Regions from separate parts of the Homo sapiens genome. Here region 2 is linked to region 1. Evidence: chromatin loops called from intact Hi-C (ENCODE). Cell type or tissue: ascending aorta. All regions are shown on one strand. Each heading gives the region's core, and the rest is flanking DNA. Links, peaks and the distances in the headings are about the cores only. Region 1 overlaps GAS2 (growth arrest specific 2). Region 2 overlaps ANO5 (anoctamin 5).

Region 1 (11,435 bases), core at 2,388-10,387:
TGGTGGTAGGTCTCAGACACATATGGTCCAAGGTGGTTCTGTGTCTCAGGCAAAAAAATGGAGAAAAAGATGGCTTTTATAAGGAATAGAATGTTTTTCTGATGAAATGTATTGATTTGGAAACAGCTTAATCCTAGATTCAGGATTAAATTCAATCAGCCTTCTATGTCTGTAAATTTCAAAAAGTATGATAAAGTAAATGTGGTTCATAAATTTTAAAAAGATAATCACAGCATCTTGACCATTTACAAAGCAAAGCATTCTGAATTAGGGCATTTGACCTCATAACATCCCCCCAGACTAGATAGATTAAGAGGTGAGAACCTGAGAAAAAAAGCAGATCAGAGTAGAGGCAGACAATTTGCTTAATTACTGCAGCAAAACCGGAAGTTGCAGAGTGGCAGAGTCTGCTGTCCTTTGGCAAACAAGGGACAGCCCACACACACTACAGACATCCTGTGGTCCACACTCTATGGTCACTTAGCAACCAAGAGGAGATTTCTTTGTATTCTGAGCTATTCACTGAGGTGGGGATGGGGGGTCTCCTAGAAGGCCCTTCAGAACTAGGCCACGTGGAGAGTTAGATTAAATGAAACTCAAGGGTATTATGGCTTTTCTCACAGAATATCTATTTCCTGACATGTTCCCGCCTCTGCTACTGAAGCAGGTCATGTATGAGTGCAGCTGCCACTCAGCCTGATTCAGACTTTTCATTCACAGGTTTAATTAAAATTTCTAGCAAGCACCATCTATCATTTCTCTTTTGTAATTTTTCTCTCTGAGAGAAACAAGTTCAGTGCTCATGATCTCTTGCATGGTTATGGTGCCTTTCTTTCTATAGGAAGAGATTAGTAACCTCTTTAACAACTTATAGATTTTCACTGGGAACCTTGATTGAAAGAAAATCATAATTGTTAGTCTGTGTTTGGAGCTAAAGATAATGTGGGTAAACTCCCTGAGGTTTATTATGGTACTCGGTGTAACACATTATAAGGTCCAAAAAATATTATATTTTTTGGAATTGTTTTTTATGATACTGTAATGTAACAAAGCAGTTCCCCTCTAGGACTGTCTAGATCCCTGGGTCTTGTGCTTATAAAAATTGGGATTCATAGGCTAATTTCAGTGTTTTAGAAAGACAATGGAACTTGAACCTTTACCAATGGCTATGTTGCATGGACTCACCAGATACCATGCTTTCGGCCAAATTAATATAAAAATTGTTTCTTTATACTAATCAGTTGATGGTCTGCATTTCATGTATATGTTTTTTATTAGTTAAAATGGGGACCAAGTTATTTACTAATGAATAACATTTGCTGATAAAGTCTTTCAGCACTGTGTGTGTGAAAAATAATGCAAATATTGGAAGGAATTGTAAGATGGAACCCTGGTACTGACTGTTTTGTCACTTTGAGTAAGTTATGCAACTATTGTGGGAATGAATTCCCTCATCTATATAAAGGGGATTAATAGTATTAATTAGACAGATTTGTTGTGAGAGCTAGAGAGGACAGCCTCTTAATGATGGAGAGTTATCATCAGCAACAGAAGCAGTAGTAGCATCATTATCATTATTTTTCTTTCGAAACCAGAAGTTTAAAAGAAAAATAAAGTTAAGGGGTTCCTTAGTTGTGAACCAATTGGAAAGTACTGTGTTTTTTCTTTCTTTTTCAACTTTTATTTTAGAATCAGAGAGTATATGTGTAGGTTTGTTACAAAGCTATATTGCCCAGTGCTGAGGTTGGGGTATGACTTGAACCCATCATCCAGGTAGTAAGCATAGTATCCAACAGGGAGTTTTTCAGCTCTTGCCCCCACATCCTTTTCCCCTCTAGTAGTCCCCAGTGTCTATTGTTCTCATCTTTATGTCCACATGTACCCAGAATTTAGCTCTCCCTTATAAGTGAGAAAATACAGTACGTTGTTTTCTATTCCTGTGTTAGTTAGGTTAGGGTAATGGCCTCCAGCTGCATCCATGTTGCTGCAAAAAAAAAAAAAATAATAATAATAATGTGATTTTGTTCTTTTTTTTTTTTTTTTTTGGCCGTATAGTGTCTACGTACCATGGTATATATGTACCATATTTTCTTTATCCAATCTACAACTGATGGCCACCTAGGTTGATTCCACGTCTTTGCTCTTGTGAATAGTGCTGCAATGAACATACACATGCATGTGTTCCTTTGGTAGAATGATTTATTTTCCTTTAGGTACATACCCAGTCTTGGGATTGCTGGGTCAAATAGTGGTTCAATTCTTAGTTCATTGAGAAATCTCCAAACTGGTCTTTACAGAGGCTGGACTAATTTACATACCTCACCAACAGTGTGTAAATGTCCCCTTTTCTCTGCAGGCTTGCCAACGTCCTTTTCTTTTTGACATAACAAAGCCATTCTGACTGGTACAAGATAGCATCTCATTGTGGCTTTGATTTGTATTTCTCTGATGATTAGTGATGATGAGCATTTTTTCATGTTTGTTAGCCATTGTTTGTCTTCTTTTGAGAGGTGTCTATTCATGTCTTTTGTTCACTTTTTAATGGGGCTATTTGTTTTTTGCCTGTTGAATTCTTTAAGTTCTTTATAGATTCTGGATATCACACTTTTATCAGAGGCATAACTTGTGAATGTTTTCTCCCATTCTGTAGCATGTCTGTTTACTTCCTTGATAGTTTCTCTTCTTTCGTAGAAGCTCTTTAGTTTAATTTGGTTCCACTTATCAATTTTCGCTTTTATTGCAATGCTCTTGAGGACTTAGCCATAATTTCTTTGCAAAGGCTCCTTATGACTTGCCATATGCTTTTCGTTCCTGTTACCCCACTCCCCAGGCCAAGTTTTCCAGTGACTTTTGAAGTAGTTTGTACAACTGCATAGGGCCTCACTCTGGCCCTTTAAGGATCCCACTTACTTACTTTTTTTGAGTTAGCACCCCTTTGGGAGGAGGGGAAATTCTTCCTTTGCCATTTGTGAGTTTTTACTCCAATCCCCATGTCAAGAAGGATATTTCCTAGGTTTTCTTGTAGGATTTTTACAGTTTGAGACATATTTAAGTCTTTAATCCACCTTGGGTGTTTTTTTGTATATGTGTAAGGAAGGAGTCCAGTTTCGTTCTTCTGTGTATGCTTAGCCAGCCATCCAAGCAGCGTTTATTGAATTAGCGTCTTTTCCCCATTGCTTACTTTTGGCAAGTTTGTCAAAGATCAGTTGATTGTGCGTGTGTGGCTTTATTTCTGTGTTCTCTGTTCTGTTCCATTGGTCTATAGTTCTGTTTCTGTACCAGGACCATGCTGTTTTGGTTACTGTAGCCTTGTAGTATAGTTTGAAGTTGGGTAATATGGTTCCTCTGGCATTGTTCTTTTTGCTTAGGATTGCTTTGGCTATTTGGACTCATTTTGGTTTCATATGAATTTCAGCTTTTTCTATGTGTGTGAAAAATGATTGGTAGTTTGATAGGAATAGTGTTGAATCTGTAAATGGGAAGCAGTGCTGAATGAAGTCAAGACTCAACTGATTCTGTGTTTGTATTTTCTGTTATAAACTATCTTGGGAAAGTAATGATATCATTTAAGGGTTCTGTGTCTTCAACTATGAGAAGGAAAGCTTTGGATTGATGATAGTAAGTTACTAGTAAAGTTAACTAAAGTTCAAGGTACTTTCTAGGTCAGATAGTTCATATTCCTTACCATATACCAACCTCCCCAGGTCTGCTACACATAGTATTGGTTGGCAAGGCATGAATCTTCTGTGACTCTAAATTTCATTATCTGTAGAATGGATATAGAAATAACTGCCTTCCAGGTGATTATACGTTAAGAGCCTGGCATATAATAGTCATTGCTCACAATGTAAATGGTAGCTGCTCACTCAGCCTTTCCCCACAAGCAAGGTTTCATAGGTTTTTTACCATCCTATGCACATTTATTGTATATGCTCCAAGATGACTATGTCGTTCCTCCAATATGAGCCTCAGAATCAAACCCAGTCCTACAAATATGTTCTCATAAGTAGCCTAAATCCTCTGTGTATCTTCCCTCTTCTATTCCTATGTAGAGGCATTCACTTTCATTTCTGAGACATTTCTCCTGTCTCTCTTTCTACCTGGTTTCCCCAACTCATTGTTGCTTTTAACTATAAGATCTGAGGTCATGGTTTAGATTCATTTGAAGACCACTTTGCGTCTTCTGGCATGGCTACAGAAGGTTCCAGTAAACCTGACACAGGCAATCCTGTGGTTAAATTGCAAGGACACCTTCAGTCTTAGAGGACAAAAAGAGGAAAAGGGATAGCAAAAATTCCAGTGTTCCTCCATCACACTAGACATATTCCAAATGTAGAGATTCTGAATGCCAAGAACAGCTTGCTTGGTCTGTGTGAGTCGTGGATGTTTTGTCATCTAAGCCCGATGTACTCTCCCACACTTTGCATCATTACTGAGGGATAAAAAACAAAAACAAAAATCCCCCCATAGCACTCAGAAAGTGCATCTTTATAGTCCGCATGGAAAAAGAAGGTCAGTGGCACAAAGCATTTGATGCCCTACCACCTCCTCTTTTTTCCATTCATCCTGGGTGAAGGAAGAGTGTGTCTTTTCTCCCACTCCTACCTAGCCTGTCTGATTCACTCTGTTGCATTGTCCTCATTGGAAACTGCTTTCCTGGACTCTTGACACATTCTTACTGTATCAGAGCTGTGCTTAACCAGGAAGTGCCAGATGGTACTGAATCACTGGCTGCTTAATATTCAAGAACAATATTACATACAGAACAGAATAATGTATGTGTTGATTAAAGGACTTTGCTGATGTCTTGGGAATCAGGAAATGCCCTTGTCACCTCCACAGCTGTGCCTTGACAATTTATGCAGATTACAAGTTTTGTGGGGGACTCTTTGCTAAGCATGTTTCTACCTTTTTTTTAAACTATATCTTCAGCACTTGGTTTTTTGCTCTAAGCTGCTTGCCATTCAAAGTCCTAGATATATGCTACTTTCGTTGAAAAGATTGTTTTCTAGTGTCCTCTTCCTTGTCGCTCTCTTCAGGATTATAAGTCTATAAGGGAGTATAGGACAAAAACTGTAAACATAGATAGCTGTACTTTTTTCGGGGAACTGGCATTATAATTCTGGAAGATGTCAACATATTGGCACATTCAGAAATTACCTTCATGATGCTATGGACTGTGAGTAATATGTAGTTATCTGAAACAGTTTCTGAACATGAAAGGATATAATAAATTCAAGGCATACTTCTTGGATAAATCCTTCTAAAGGACTTAGTTTTCTAAGGGGAGTTTTGGTTAAAATCCAAAGCAAACCAAGCAGAGAACTACCCTTTTATTGTTCTATCTGTCCACAAACAGATTCTGCTTCTGCGGTATCCACCTCAGAATAGCTTAAAATGTTCTTAATTATGTCCCTTAGTTCTGTTAAAACAATCACAAAGCTTACCAGGCTTTTATTTTTGAAAATAGATTTACATTTACATGAGTTGGATAAAAAAAAATTGTGAAAATGAACTTCATCCGAGCTGTCACCATCAATCTTTATTATTTTTGAAAACAATTGGCCAGATAGAAATACTGGTAAAAATTACTGAGAATGTCTTGAAGTGGGTTTTTGAAGATTAACCAATAAGATCAGCTGCATATCTCATTACCTAACAAGTCCTCCTATGTCCATTAATCTACTTATGTATGGATAGATAAGCGTTTATCCACTTATTCATGCAGAAAGAACTTATCACTGTCCACTATGCAAGGACTGGTTTTCAGTAATAGTAATATAGGATAGTATTAGTAATAAGTCATATCTCAAGACGTGTCTTGAACAATTTGCTGAATTTCTAGAAGATAATCGGCAATGTAGTACAGAAATGATTGTAATTGTATCTACCGTTTACTTCTATGAATGTTGGCCTTGTGTGGAAATAGACAAAAATAGATACCTGTCTCTGACAATGAAGTTACAAAATTGACCACAAAAGTAGATGCAAATGGGTAGGACATTGTCAGTGTTGGTGAGTGCAAACTTGTATCTCCTTCAGTGCTAAATATCACACTGTTAGGTATTTTCAGTTTTATTTTTGAGGACTTTTCAGAAAGAAGTGAGAAAGGCTTCTACTACTTCTTAAAATCTCATTCTCATAGTCACTACCCTATAGATTCTGAACAATGCATATTAGAATCACATGGATAACTTCTAGAAAACTACCTCCATAAGAAATTCTGATTTCATTTGTCTGAAGTGAGGCCTGATAATCCACATCTTAACATGCATCCCAATAATCACTTTCATTTCCCCACATGAATTCTTTTTCTTCACCACCATGAAAATACACAATTGTTCTTAAAACTGATATAATACATTTTTGAGCATTTGTCTATATTTGGTGAGAGAGAATAGATACTAATGAAACAAGATTCCTGCTCTCAAAAAGCTCCCAGACTTGGAGTTTTCTGAAATGTATGACGTAAATCCAGGCTCTGTAGCTATTTATGCTGTGTGACCCTGGACAGGTTGCTCAATCTCTCTGATCCTTGGCAATTAAACTGCAAAGGGAGAAAGCAAATATTTTTCTTCATAAGGTTACTAGAAGCATTAAATGAGATAAAGTGCTCAGTAGAAAGTAATGTTGTTCCTATTATTCAGTATTTATTATCAATTTAATGTGCATAACATACAATTATATGCGATATATGCAGTGCATGTACATATACATAGTTATGTATACATAATTGTTGTGTGTATGTGTGTATACATACACACATACACATTAAATATTTGTTACTTTCACACAGAGAAACATATGTGCTGGAGTGACAAGTAGATTTATTCCGAAAAAAAAAGAAAAAAGAAAAAGAAAAAAGATCAGCTAAATAGTTTTTAGCCCAGTAAAATACATTGGAGTCACTGGTGAGAAGCGTTGGGGGAAAAACACGTTTGCTTCTTTAGTTCTGATAGAATTTAAACAATGCAGCACTGCATTTTTATTCGGGGACAAACCCACGCATTTAATGTGCTGCTGCCACCTAGTGCTTAGATTCAATAACTACTATTTTGCTAGGAGTTTCTTTCAATGTCAGGTATTCAGGGTTGGAAAACAGCTTGGTATCTTGTTAGTTCTTTTGAAAGAGATCTTAAATATGGTTGAGATATGTTTGTGTTAGTTTATTGGTTCGCATTTCTTTTTAAAGTATGTAATTTTGAATAGCTGCTGGCTTAAGTGGAATGGTTTATTGGCTTCTTGCTTGTCATGTAGCTCATCTTTTTGAAAGGTGTCGGAGTGCCTCTGCAACATGAAATGGTGTGCGTTTCCTTAAGTTTGTATTTAAGCAAGATATGCTGCTCTGCAAGTAAAAGGAATGTAGCACTACGTCTGCTCTATTTGCACTGTTATTATGTTATAGTAAAATGTTATATTGTGAGTCTTGCATGTTAATTAAGCTCATGGTAGTAAAAGTGACACCAAAAGGAGAGGCCAAGAGACATGAGAAACAAGAAATTATCACTGAGATTTAGAATATGAAGAAAATATGTTTTTCTTCCTTTGACAGGAAAAGTTTCAGTATGATTTGACTTCTTCATATGAACAATCATATGATATAGAATAGGATTTTTCAAACTCAGGCTCTTGATATTTTGAATGAGATGATTCCTTGTTTGGGGCCTGGGGCTATCCTGTGTATTGTAGGAGATTTCACTGGGTTGCTGGCCTTTACCCATTAGATGCCAGTGTAAGCACTTGTATCCCTGCCCCTACTTGTGAGAACCAAAAAGGTCTGCAGAAATTGTCAAATGTCTCATGGGTTGAGAACCACTGATAGAAAAAGCACACTATAGTAATTACAGATCAAAAGTGATTTTTATATTTTTAATTAATCTAGGGTTTGTACTAATTGGGGACAGAGCTTATGTGATGCTTCATGAATTGCCAGCAAATTCAAGCTATTTAATTACTTATTCCCTCATTTATATATTTGAGAGAGACAACATCGTATAATAGTCAGTAGTATAAGTTTGAATCTCAATTCTGCCACTTACTAAATTTTGTGATTAAATAATTTACTATCTCTATTAATACTAAAATCTAAAATTCCATTTTCTTCAACCATAAACTGGAGATAATTATTGTATTTCCTTCACAAAATAAGTATAAAAATTAAATGAGATATTGCATTTAAAGTCCATATCACAGTGTCTACCAATTAGGTAATTACTCAGTAATTATTAATTATCATTTAATAGATATTTTAAATCCCTCTATGTGCCAGGAATTGTGGCAATCACTAGGGAAATACTGATGATTTACCTATAATTTCCCAAAGTAGATCAATGTAGTGGGAAAAGAATTCAAATATAATTATATATATAATTATCTTGATCATTACTGTAATAGAGAAGAAGTACAAGATCCTATGCCATGTCATTGTTATCAGGATTGACACTAATTTGATGGAGATACTTTTGGGAATCAATTGCTAGTCAGTAGTTAATTGGCTGAAGTAGAAAAAGTTCAATTTCCTGGGGCAGTATGCCTAGATTTCATATATATATATATATATATATACACACACACACACACACACACACACACAAACACACACACACACATAGGCATACATACACATATACACATATATATGTACATATATATGTGTGTGTGTGTATGTGTGTGTATCTCATATGAGATATATATATATATATATATATATATATATTCTTTTTTTTTTTTTTTTTTTTTTGAGGCAGAGTCTTGCTCTGTCGCCCAGGCTGAAGTGCAGTGGCGTGATCTCGGCTCACTGCAAGCTCCACCTACCGGGTTCACGCCATTCTCCTGCCTCAGCCTCCCGAGTAGCTGGGACTACAGGCGCCCGCCACCATACCCGGCTAGTTTTTTTGTATTTTTTTTAGTAGAGACGGGGTTTCACCGCGTTAACCAGAATGGTCGCGATCTCCTGACCTCATGATCCGCCCGCCTTGGCCTCCCAAAGTCCCGGGATTAGAGGCGTGAGCCACCGCGCCCGGCCATGATATGTATTTTTAATGTAGTCTTTGAAACTAGCAGAAAAGAAATATATATCTCTCTATATAGAGAGATATACGGATATATATTTTACTTCAGAATGCTGACCGAGTTATAAAACAAGTAAATGGTTCCTTATAACACATTAGCTATGAGAAAGTATGTTTATTTTTCTAACATGGTATGATACATAAACATGGCTCTCCGGGTCTGTTCTGGAAGTCATTAGAAAGAGACAACATATTTGGTAAGCACATTTTCCTTCTGTCTCCCTTTTCTCCTCTGTTAAATGGGTTATGTGTACCCCTACCTACTCTACCTACCTAACACATGTTACAGCCAATGGCATGATCTCCATCTGTGAATCAGCAGTGCATCCCGGAAAAAAGAGAGCAAAAATCTGGTGGGAAATTGGATGAGAGTGAGGTAATTGGAACACTGAGAGAAGGATTCTAACATCCACACCACCCCTGGTGCAGTCAACCCTCTTTAGCCTGGACCACTGCAATAGCGTTCAGACGGGCCTCTCCTATCCCTCTCGCATTTGTGTATAACAAACCTGCACGTTGTGCACATGTACCCTAAAACTTAAAGTATAATAAAAAAAATAGTGAACTACTCAGTGCTGTGTACAGAGCCATGCTGCTTTACATTTCTGTCCCTCTGCACCTGATTTCCCTCAGATGGAAAGCATTTTTATACTTTTTCATCCAACAATGTCCTACTTTTCTTTGATGCTCATATCATTTCCTCCAATGAGGACACTTTCACAAAACCTATTGCCCTCAAAGACTCGGCTGAAAGTATCCTCAATGTTTTCTTCTTCTCTATTTTTTTTTTTTTTTTTTTGACAGAGTCTCGCTCAGTCACCAGGTTATTTTTGGTAGAGACAGGGTTTCACCATGTTGGCCAGGCTGGTCTCGAAGTCCTGCCCTCAAGTGATCCGCCCATCTTGGCCTCCCAAAGTGCTGGGATTACAGGCGTGAGCCACCACACCCAGCTTTCAGTATGTTTTCTTAGCATCCTTTATTAGAATAAGCTTAACAAAGATATATTATTAAATATAGATAGATAATATAGATTATTAAAATTGCATTGTAATAAGAAATTTGAAATGTAGCATATGCAGAGAAGACCTGTTTTTTGCTTCAGAGTGTCAAAGATAATTGGGAAATAAAACAGCTATATAAATGGACATCAGAGGAGAAATAAAAATAACACTGAGAGCATAGATAACAAAACCACAAAGGTGAAGAAATTCTAGCAAAAATAGCTGCTATCAGAGATCAAATACTCAAAATGAAAAAGAATAGATTAGGCAAGATTAAATCCCCTTCCTGAAGACCTGTTTGGGTAATGGATAGACAGAGAAGAAAAAAATGGTAAATTTGAGATTTGAGAATGAATTTATGGTGAAGATACTGAGTGACTGGATAATGGAATTTCTTGTGAAACTGAGTTAAAGATCTAGAAAAGGTGTAGAGGGGATGGGGGTGTCTCTAAATGGAGAAATAGACAAAAATAAAATATAAAGGGAGAGGCAAGCCTTTTAGGTGCTGACATCAGACATCAGAGATTACCACCAGGTCCATGGTGTAGATGGATAGCACATCTCAGTTTGCAGGTCTCAGTGCTGAGGTCTTCAAGATCTGACAGACATGCTTTTCGCAACTACTTTTAGAAGTTAATGGGCCAAAGATGGAATATCCATTTCCATTAAAGTGTATGTGTTAATCATAATATACAGGAAAAGAAAGAGGAAAGATCTTAAAATCTGGAGGCCACTAATGTGACTTTAACATTAATTAATTTTCTTTTTCTGATCTCACTATAATAAACTGGCTAGATACTAGGGAGAATGAATCACAAAGTGGCAGAAAAGAGATATGGGTGAACTTAAAAGATATTGGAACCAAGAAAAGAGGGCTTTTAAGACAAATGAAGGAATGAACAGAATCAGAATGAGTTACACTATTGCCAGCTTTGCCTCCCTACACATATACTATAGATAAGGCGATGACTTCATGAAACCAAAGTGTTGGCAACTTAGGAATGGTTCTGTATATGAGGCCCTTCTACAAACAAGCACATCACTGGAGGCTGAGCTGAATTGAAAACAATTAGGAAATATAAGTTAGACTTATCAATGAGGAGTGAATATTGGTGTTCCTTTAACATCATTTTTTAGCTTAAAATACAAAAGGCACAGGAAGGTGTTTATCAGAAAACTCATAGTTTCTCACTGACATGAAGTGATATGGATATGCAGGTAAGATTCTGAAATACTAAAGATATTTGTGCAAGCAGGAACATATCATTGCACACAGTGGGTTACTGGAGAAAGAAAAGGAAGTGGCTGAGGGATCCACATAGCTGAAGATTTGTGCCATAGTTTGTCATAAGAAAACACATAT
Region 2 (11,435 bases), core at 1,846-9,845, 540 kb before region 1:
GTCTGCAGTAAAAACAGAATGTCTTAAACAGCCACAGTGTACACAATACTTTGCTAGGCCATGAAAAGATATTAATAATATTAGTCAGTATCTAACAATGGGAAAAGAACTTATGCATCAAGCAATACCAAGCCCCTTAAATGCTAAAGTTTGTTGTAATATTTTAAGTTCTTTGGGAAATGGCTATCAGTGAGGACAGAACAGGAGTCTCTTCCAGTAATAGCAGTATGACTTTGGATTAGTTGCTTAATGTTCCTTGAAGTTTAATTTTTTCATCTATAAAAAAAAGTGTTAGCCCATTTCTAAAGTCCTATCCAGCTGTATAGTGATATGGCTCTCTGGGCCGTGAATATTATATTAGGATTTGAGTAGAGAAGAAAGGGCATTCCAGGTGAAAGAATAGCTTGAGTAAAGCCAAAGTCTTATACTTTTACTTGCATTTTGAGATAGCTTTGTGTGATAATTTAATAAATAAATATTATTAGTTTATGAAATAATTTCACATCAATTGAATATGAAATCTAAAAGTAAAAGAAAACATACCCTTGTTTACTAACATTCTTAGAACAGCAGTGTTTATTTACTTCGTCTTTGTCTTTTGCTTCGTCTTTTATGTACCCTCCTCTTGAATATCTGCAGGGCCAATATTGGAAGCCATCAGAACCTCCCAATCCTACCAATGAAAGATACACACTTCACCAGAATTGGGCTCGATTTTCCTATTTCTACAAGGAGCAGCCTTTAGACTTGATTAAGTAAGTTTCATACACAGGATCAGACCAATTAAAACTTGATAATGTGATTTTTATTCACAATGGCATAATATTTTTTTTACTACTATTTTCTCCCACTACATTTCACAACTTCTTGATTTCATATCTACACTATAAATTAGCAATTCATTTAGGAGAATGTTGTTGCTAAACTGATGAAAGACAACAGCGATAGTATGGTGGTTAGGAGGTTAGACCTTAGCATTTAGCTAGGCTGAATTCCAATCCAAGTTCTGTCTCTTGAAAGCTATATAAATTTGGTCAAGTTACTTAACCATTATGAAAATAGATATAACAATATTACTACTTTTTAGCACATTAGTTATAATATCTATACTATCTGTAAAACGGGAATAGCAATATTACTACTTTTTAGCATAGGGGCTAACACTTAGTGTTTAATACATATTAGTTTTTGTTTCTCTTGGAGTCCAGAAATTTGGAACATAAGACAAAGGTTGTGTATGGATGTTTGTGTGTGTGTGCTCTCAGTGAGCTGTGAAGACATTTGTTCTATGACCTCAATCCTTTAGATAGTTTCATTAGCTAAGCAAGAAGACTATGGTTGCAGGTTATCACTTTAAAGCATAGCAATACTACAAGCATACAAGATATTAGGAGACATATGATTTTATTCAATGAACTATTAGATTAGAGATCTCTTGCTACTATAGGCAGTGTTTTTTCCTTGATGATTTATACTTGCATTGCTATGCTTACACAGCATCACAGTATCTGTTTCATGAGACTGATTTGAATGGATCCATCCAAATCAACTGAAATGTTATCTCAACAGTATGTTTAAGTCAAACTAGAGGACACATTTTGGAAAATTAATGTCACTTAGTCAGTTTATAAACTGGGGCTTTTGATAAATCATGCAAACTCTTTCTTGAATGGCTATTTTAACTGTTTTGAATAATAATCATTTAATACTTTAAGTTATAAAACCAGAATATTTATCAAAAACATTTCAAATAATTAAGAGATGAACAAAGTTTTAAGTGAAATTCTACCTTCATCAAACTCCACAAAAATAACTAGGCTTGATTTGGATAATATTGATTTAGTCCTATTTTTGTGTTCCTGCATAAAAAAGCAGAAACATTTTTTTTTCTGAGAGCAATGGCATCTTTCTCTTCTCTTTCATGCTAATATTTTTCTTTATTCACTAAATAGTATATTACTGATGTCCTTCTATGAATACACAAAGATCTATCTGATACTATTTAGTGGAACACAGAATGCCTTATTATAAATTTTTCATAATTCATTTATTTGTTTTTCTATTGAAAAACATTAGGCTGTCCCAATTTTTTTATATAATTTCAACTTTTTAATTTTAGATTCAGTGGTATACATGCATGTTTTTTGTGTGGGTATATTGCACGATGCTGAGGTTTGGGGTGCAGATCCTGCCACCCAAGTAGTGAGCATAGTAACAAATAGGGAGTTTTTTAACCCACACCCCTCTCCCACACTACCTCCTCTAGTGTATATCGTAGTCATCCTTATGTCTATGTGTATTCAATATTTAGTTCCCACTTACAAGTGGTTTATATATACCACGTTTTATTTATCTGCTCCACCATTAATGGTCACCCAGGTTGATACCATGTCTTTGCTATTGTGAATAGTGCTGCAATGGACATATAGGTGCGTGCATCTTTTTGGTAGAACAATTTATATTGCTTTGAGCATATGCCCAGTAATGAGATTGTTGGGTCAAATGGCAGCTCTGTTTTAAGTTCTTTGCAGAAGCTCCAAACTGTTTTCCACAGCAGCTGAATTAATTTTCATTCCCATCAACGGTGTATAAATGTTCTCTTTTCTCCCAAATCTCACCACCATCTGATATTTCTTGACTTTTTAATCATAGCCATTCTGACTGGTATGAGATGTTATCTGATTGCGGTTTTGATTTGCATTTCTCTGGATTAGTGATGATGAGCATTTTTTCATATGTTTGTTGGCTGCTTGTATGTATTTTGAGAAGTGTCTCTTCATGTCCTTTGCCAATTATTTATTGGGGTTATTTGGATACTGCTTGTTGACTTGTTTGAGTTCCTCATAGATTCTGGATATTAGACCTTTGTTGGATGTGTAGTTTGTGAATGTTTTCCCCTATACTGTAGATTGTCTACTCTATTGATACTTTCTTTTGCTGTGCAGAAGCTCTTTAGTTTAATTAGGTCCCACTTGTCAATTATTTTTTGATGTTGCAATTGCTTTTGGTGACTTAGCCAAAAATTATTTACCCAGGCCGATGTAGAGAAAGATACTTCTTAGGTTTTCTTCTAGGATTTTTATAGTTTGAGGTCTTACATTTAAAACTTTATTCCATCTTTAGTTATTTTTCTATATGGTGAAAGATAAGGGTCCAAGTTTTATTCTTCTGTATATTGCTAGTCAGTTATCCCAGCACCATTTATTGAATACGGAATCCGTTCCCCATTGCTTGTTTTCATCAGCTTTGTTGAAGACCAGATGGTGGGAGGTGTGCAGCTTCATTTCTGCTTTCTCTGTTTAGTTCCATTGGTCTATGTGTCTTACCAGTACCATGCTGTTTTGCTTACCATAGCCTTATAGCATAGTTTGAAGCCAGGTAGTGTGATGCTTCCAGTTGTGTTCTTTGTTGTGTTCTTTTTGGTTAGGATTGCTTTGGCTATTTGGCCATTTTTATGGTTCTATGTTAATGTTAGAATAGCTTTTTCTAATTCTGTGAAAAATGTCATTGGTAGTGTGATAGGAATAACATTGAATTTGTAAATTGCTTTGGGCAGTATGGCCATTTTAATGATACTGATTCTTCCAATCCATGAACAAGGAATGTTGTTCCATTTATTTGTGTCATCTCTGATTTCTTTCATCAGTGTTTTGTAGTTTTCCTTGTAGAGATCTTTCACCTCCTGGATTAGCTGTATTCCTAGATATTTCATTTTTTGTGGCTATTGAAAATGGGATTGTGTTCTTGATTTGACTCTCAGCTTGAACATTATTGCCATATAGAAAGCTACTCACTTTTGTCCATTGCTTTTGGGTCCTGAAACTTTACTGAACTCTCTCATCTGTCATTTATGAAATCTAGGAGACTTTTGGTGGAGTCTTTAGGGTTTTCTAGGTGTAGAATCATTTGGCAACAAAGAGAGATAGCTTTACTTCTTCTTGTCCTATTTGGATGCCTTTTATTTTTTTTCTCTTGCCTGATTCCTCTGGCTAGGACTTAAGCACTATGTTGAATAGGAGTGGTAAGAGTGGGCATCTTTGTTTTATTTCATTTCTCAAGGGGAATGATTCCAGCTTTTGCCCATTCAGTATGATGTTGGTTGTGGGTTTATCATAGATGGCTCTTATTATTTTGAGGTATGTTCATTCAATACCAAGACTATTGAGGGTTTTTTAATCATGAATGGAAAGGGATGCTGAATTTTATCAAAAGCTTTTTCTGCATTTATTGAGATGATCATATGTTAATAGTTTTTCCTCTTAATCCTATTTATGTGGTGAATCACATTTACTTATTTGCACTTGTTGAATCAGCCTTGCATCTCAGGAATAATGCCAGTTTGATCGGATGTATTAACTTTTTGATGTGCTCCTGGATTTGGTTTTCTAGTATTTTGTTGACAACTTTTGTGTCTGTATTCATCAGGGATATTGGCCTGACATTGTCTTTTTGTTGTTGTGTCTCTATCAGATTTTGGTATCAGCCTGGTGCTGGTTTCATAGAACGAGTTATGGAGAAGCCTTTCCTTTTTGAGTTTTTGGAATAGTTTCAGCAGGGTTGTTACAAGTTCTTCTTTGTATTTCTATCTGCTAGTATTTGGGTGTGAATTCATCTGGTCTAGGGCATTTTTTGATTGGTAGATTTTTAAATTAATGATTAAATTTCAAAACTTATAATGGTCTGTTTGGGTTTTTACTTTCTTCCTGGTTTAATCTTGGGAGCTTTTGTGTTTCCAGGAATTTATTCATTTCCTAGATTTTCTAATTTATGTGCATAGAACTTTTCATAATAGTATTGGAGGATTTTTGATTTCTGTAGGATTAGTTATAATATCATCATTGTCATTTCTCATTGGACTTATTTGGATCTCCTTTTTTTCTTTGTTAATATAGCTAGGGTGGTCTGTCTTATTTATTCTTTTGAAGAACCAATACTTGGTTTCATTGATCTTGTGTATAGATTTTTGCATCTCAGCATCCAGTGTTAGTATTGATATGTGAGATTTTGATCTTGTCATCATGTCGTTAGCTTGTTGTTTTGTAGACTTGATTGTATAGTCTCTTTATAGTGTCTTTGGGCTATGTGTTTAAGTGTGTTTTGTGATAGCAGGTGTTGTTCTTTCATTCCATGTTTAGTACTCTCTTAAGGACCTCTTGTAAGCCGTGTCTAGTGGTAAAAAATTATCTCAGAATTTGCTTGTCTGAGAAGAATTGTATTTCTCCTTCACTTATGAAGCTTAGTTTGATGAGATATGAAATTCTTGGTTAGAATTTCTTTTCTTTAAGGATGCTACAAATAGGCTTCCAATCTCTTCTGGCTTGTAAGATTTCTGCTGACAGGTCTGCTGCTAGCCTGATGAGCTTCCATTTGGATGTAATCTGACTCTTCTTTCTAGCTGCCTTTAAATTTTTTTGTTCGTGTTGAACTTGGTGAATCTGATGACTATGTGCCTTGGGGATATAGTGTCTCATCAGGGTTCTCCATCTTTCTTAAATTTGTATATCAATTTCTGGTGAGATTGGGGACATTTTTATAGACTATATCCTCAAGCACTTTTTCCAGGTTGTTTACTTTCCTGTCTCAGGAATGCCAATAAGTCATAAGTTTGGTCTCTTTATGTAATCCTAAATTTCTTGGAGGTTTTGTTCTTTTTTTTTTTTTTTTAACTTTTGTCTGGCTCAGTTGATTTGAAGAACTGGTTTTTGAGCTCTGAGATGCTTTCCTCAGCTCGGTCTATTCTGCTGTTAATGCTTCCTGTTGTATTATAAAATCCTTGTAGTGATTGCTTCCATTCCAGAAGTTCAGTTTTGTTTTTTCCTAAAATGGCTATTTCATCTTTCAGCTCTTAGATTGTTTTACTGGATTCCTGGATTACTGGATTGGGTTTTAACTTTCTCTTGAATCTCGATGAGTGTCCTTTCCATTCTGAATTGTATGTCTGTCATTTCTGTTGTTACCATCTAGTTAAGAAGCATTGCTGAGGAGCTCATTTGAAGGTAAGGGGACACTGACTTTTTGAATTTCCAGAGTTCTTGCACTGAATCTTTCTTGCCTGAGAGGGCTGGTGTTCCATTAATTGTAGTATAAGTTGAGTATAGTCAATTGGCTTCATTACTGGGTGCTTTCAGAGAGCCAAGGCTCTGTACAGGGTCTTTATTTGTAGCTGGATTCTTGCCTTGGGTTTCACAGTTTTGTATATTGGCAGAATGTTTTTGGTGTTGTAATTTGGTTTACTATCCAGTAGATGGCACTTAGGAGTAAGAGCCAGCAGATAGGCTCAGCCTCGCAGCGCTTCAGTATTTCTGCCTATTCACAGCAGTGCTCTGTGGTGGGGTGAAAAGAGAGATGACCCTCTCTCCTTGCTGGTATGCTTCGGGATCCTGGGGGAGACCCCTCTGATCGCTGGCACTGTGTCTGTGTTTCCTTTGTTACTTGCTAATTTCAGTATTACTTCTGATGTGATCTGATATGATTTATAATTTGCTCTACTTATCTCTGGAGTTCAATCAATTTTTGTTTTATATCTTTCCACTCTTCTCTATTCCTTTTTTTAGTTTTTATATTTCTGGGGTTTTCTTGTATCAGCAAATATTTATTTGAGAAGAGTTCACTCTGTTTTTAGGTTTTTATTACAGTATTATTCAATTTCATGTTATTTGGGGAGAATTATCAGACTAAATTATTTACTTCACATTTTCTGATTTTGCTTTTGTTTTGCATGTTTTTTTATGGACGTGGCCTACCTATTTCAATTTGTTTTTAATTTATAAACAGAGTTTCTAGCACTAGAGTGCCCCTCTCTGTTAGTCCATCACACATTCTCAATGTGTTGTCTGTAGACACCTTTCTGCAGTGTTAAAAATGTCATTTTCTCATTGTGTGCCTGTGTTTTGACTGTGGCTCATCACATGAGGTCAGGGGTAGCATTTTCTACTTGTGGCATCATGTCGGCACTCAAAAAGTTTCAGATTTTGGAGAATTTTGTGTTTCGAATTTTCAGATGAGGGATGCTCAACCTGGTGAATGGGAGTGAGGGAGAATCTGTTTCTGTGTGTGCTGGACCTGAAGCTTCCTGTGAGTCTCACAGCTGTGGGCACCCATCTTCCCTTGCCCTGCGCAGCCTATTTCTTTCATTTCTACGAGATTCTAACTCTCCTATTTTCTTTTTTCTGTTTACTGACACTCCTCCAAAGAGTACCAGTCTTCTCTTTGTATCTGATTCTTCTCAAGAAATATTGCTTATCTCAGGCTGCCACTTCCAGTCTCACTCTTTTCAGATCCTTTCTTATAGATTATAAATGACCAAATCCAAACATATATTCTGCATTAGGGCATTTAGTTAAACTTTTCTCTAGGGTTATTTTAGCTGTGTTTCTTTATGTTTTCCACCCTACTTTACATTTTTCCCCTATAATTTCTTAAACATCTTCACCTCTCTCCTGTGTCTTAGGTTTGTAGCAGCAGGTGTTGTTTTTATTTCCTTAGTTGCAGGTAATTTGAGGATCATGACTTTCTCTGTCATGATACTGAAGGCCTGTATTGGGTTTGGGTGTTTTTCCTCTCCTTGTTGATTTCATGGGTTTTAGTAAAGGTTTTGTGGGTAGACTTGATAAAAGTTAAAATATTCTTAAAATAGAAAGAATTTGCCTGTAATCTCAGCACTTTGGAAGGCCAAGGCAGGCAGATCACTTTAGGTCAGGAGTTTGAGACGATTCTGGTCAACATGGTGAAACCCCGTTTCTACCTAAAAAATAATAATACTACTACTACAAAAATTACCCCAGCGTGGTGGCGCACACAACTGTAATCTCAGCTACTTTGGAGGCTGAGGCAGGAGAATTGCTTGAACCTGGGAAACAGAGGTTGCGATGAGCCGAGATCGCACCACTACCCTACAACCTAGCACAACAGAGTGAGACCCTGTTTCAAAAAAAAAAAAAAAAAAAAAAAGCAAAAAAGAAAAGAATTTATTCATATATGCATAATTACAATTGACACATTTCTTTTAATGAGACTTTATTAAGCATCACTACATATCAAGCAAGGTACTGTGCCTACAAAGATAATCAGATGGTGGTTTCCTAACATGAATTTGTTTGCAGGAACACACACAAATGCGTATTAGTTACAGCACAGTAATACTCCAAACAAAATACAGAGGGAAAAGCACCTATCTTCATGACAACCTCTAGGAAAGCTTCACAGTGCTTTTGAACTATGTCTTGAAAGATAAGTAGCAGTATAGTAGGGAAAGAAGTTAGGTAAGAATATCTCAGGCAAAGAGAACACACAAGAGCATTGTGTGTTTGTTTAGTTCTTCAAGTAGGAGTGTTGGCAAAGAAGATTTGAATGTTCACCAGGAACAAAATCCTGAAGAACAATGCTGAAGTAAAAAGATGAAGCTTTGAAGGAAGAAAAGGATATTGCTCAATTTTTCTTTAGAAACATCATTTTATTGGAAACAAAAGATAATTTAGATGGATATAAGATTGAACTCAGGGAAGTAAAGGCTGTTAAAATTGTCCAGCAATAAATTTTGGAGGTCTTTTCAAGGCATTGACAACAGGAAGGAGAGGAGACTATGAATTAGAAAAAATATTTTTATGACAGAATTCATTGGCCCTAATGGATTATTGGATATGGAGGACAAAAATAAGGAAGACAGAATGATAGGGTGTCTAGAAAGAGATACAGTTTATAGGAATCTGAGTTCCTAGATTTCACATATTTCATGTTACCTCTATACCAAACATCACTTTAATGTCCAGATATCTGGAAGTGGTTTTTCTGCCTTTTGAGCACAGATAGTTTTGTCACATTAGATAATATTTTTGGGGAAAATGGCAATGCTAAGATTGAGAAAAATGGGCTGATGGAGCATATAAAGTTGAAGACTGATCACTGGCACATCAGCTCTATCAGCTCATTTTTTTTTCCTTCCAGCTTACACTTCAGGTAATTTGTTTTTGATATCCATATGTTGTATGTTAATGCTTAGAAACAAAATTGAAATACTGCTACATACTAAATAGCATAGACTAAATATATGTGTGGTACAGATAATGTTATTACAATGTGAGGATAATACTGAAGCTAAGTTTCTCAGATGTTTATGGATTCATTGTAAAAATAAGTCATTTTAGAAAAAAATGTTTGCATTGATTGATTTATCAAGATTGTATTCAATTTAATTCTATCATCATTCTTTTGATTATTTACTATGTCTTCAACTAAATATTACATCTTGGAAATACAAAATGAGAGCAGTCCCCTCACACAGTATCTAACACACATCTACCTATCAGATGCTGTGTTAAATGGTGCAGTGCCACAGATCAGTTGAAAGTCTAATAATTAAAATGGACAGGTTAAAAAAGATCATAGATTTAAATATATGGCATATTTTTCTAAAAAATAATACTCAAAAGAAGGCTCTCCCTATATTTGAGCTTTTGTAGAGTGTCTCATGTTATTAGATTTCTCTTATTTTCTTAGTTATGACTAACAAGATAGTTTAAATTAAATATTAAATGTGATTTCAATAATGTATGCATTTTTACCATATTGCAAATCTAAGAAATATCTCCTGCTTTCTGAGATCCTGAAAGATTATTTCGTTGTTAATCTGTTACTGTTAGATACCCAAGTCCAAAGTTTAGTAAGATAATTTGTATATTTCCACATGTAATAAATACTTACCTGATTTCATTTAGTAAATTCTCAGCAATTTCTTTTTTTGACAGGTTTAGAGTTCTTGAGGGATTTTGTTTTTTATGCTCAAGGAATAAGACTTGTGACAATTGAAAAGGAGAAAAAAGTAGTACTTTAAAACTAAGATTGTTGAAATATCCAGTTTCCTTATGAATACTTAAAGAATTTTTAAGTTAAGTCTATAGCAATAATGTTGATATTATATTTCTAATAACATTGATTCTGCCATTTTTAAAACATTAAAAATAGACATGGTAAACAGTAAATTTCATAAAATATATTTTTGTACTTTTTCTGATTTTGATGTCATGTACTATTACAATAATTTCTACATTTTTCAGAAAAAAACTGGGAGAAAAAGTTCATTCACTCTGAGTAAGCTAAGGAAGTTGTGAATGGCAGATTAGCAAGGGAATATGATGGCATTATAATTTAATTTCAAGTTTATAGTGATCTGGAAAACCAAATTAGGGAAATTAACAATGCAACAATGTTCATCATCACTGAAAAGAATGAAAAAAGACAGGATAAACAGAAAGATGCCTATTAATATTAAGAGTGTTGAAATATGAAGAATGGGATGTTCAATAAAGTTAATATTGAATATGATAAATACATTTTAAAATCTCATTGAGAAAAAATGTTTATAACCTTTATGTTCAGATATGTGTTCTTGTTAAGCATATATAGAAATTACAATTTAATATTAAGTACTTTCACAGAATCATATGGCATGCTACTAGAACACAAAAGGTATCACATCTTTCTGCCTAGGAAACTGTGGAAAGACTCACAGATTTGGTGAGCTGGGATCTATATGAATAAGGAGGAAGATTAATCAGGTTAAACAACAACAACAAGAAAACCTGACTTTCTGAGGAGGAGAAAACTACTTTCTCTCATTCCTAAATGGGTACTAAGTTAAAAACAAAACACTTGGTTGTGAGAATTAAAATGTTGTGCCGATAAACGCTGTCACTTTTCAATTCTTTGAAAACCAAGAGCTAGGCTGCATATTTCATAGAATTTTTGCTAAAGTAGTCATGTTTAATTCCTTGGCCTGCTGCATATGTCACAATCCTGTAAACATCCAAGATTCAAACTTGGAGAAAGATGGAAATGTATATCTACAATGCGGTCAGAGAAATGTTTTCAGTTTTAGAGAGATAAAGCAAAAGTCCATGCAGATTTTGGATATGGTTTTGATTTGTTAAGTTCATTCCTAGAAATTACATTGTAGAATATTCTGTAGTTTATTTAAAAACCATTTAAATTCTCTTTATAATACAGAGGCTTTCCAAATTATCTTATTTAAATTTTAAAGTTAAATTCCGTTTAATTGGCTTTCTACTTATATCTGTTATCCCTTTTAATCCTTGTATCAGTCCTTGCAGTATGGCATAAGCACCATCTTGTGTTAAAACATGATAATGATATGGAAACTGAAGTTTAGAGAGTTGAGTAACTTCACCAAAATTACATGTCTAGAAAGCAGTGGAGCCAAAATTAGAATATATGCCTGTCTGAATACAAAATCAAGGCTCCAGACTATAACATTCTTCCATATTCTGATTCTGTTTTTACTCTTTTTCACAGGAATTATTATGGAGAAAAAATTGGTATCTATTTTGTCTTTCTTGGATTTTACACAGAAATGCTATTCTTTGCAGCTGTAGTTGGCTTAGCTTGTTTTATTTATGGCTTATTATCAATGGAACATAACA

The links. A loop is a pair of places that touch in the nucleus more often than their neighbours do. Peaks named below come from ENCODE experiments on the same cell type or tissue, not always from the same donor. Only the 100,000 strongest peaks of a DNase experiment are listed, where the experiment ranks them.
Region 2: a loop joins it to region 1, with 8 times the contacts of the local background. A loop is called at or near these places in 22 of 110 quality-filtered maps.

Annotation. Positions count from the first base shown.
Region 1 is chr11:22,780,740-22,792,174 of GRCh38, forward strand. The region is part of intron 7 of GAS2 (growth arrest specific 2); the gene reads left to right. Among named protein-coding and RNA genes, the nearest start is that of LINC02718, 43 kb to the right of the region's middle. RefSeq lists enhancers at 483-532, 563-612, 11,356-11,435 and a silencer at 6,864-7,158. In ascending aorta, for the core only: a CTCF peak has its summit at 7,035 (motif pointing left); no DNase peak of the experiment used is centred there.
Region 2 is chr11:22,238,930-22,250,364 of GRCh38, forward strand. It overlaps ANO5 (anoctamin 5), which reads left to right. Exons shown (of 22, transcript NM_213599.3): 9 at 640-755; 10 at 11,308-11,435. Among named protein-coding and RNA genes, the nearest start is that of ANO5, 52 kb to the left of the region's middle. In ascending aorta, for the core only: a CTCF peak has its summit at 6,232 (motif pointing right); a DNase peak (open chromatin) is centred at 6,292.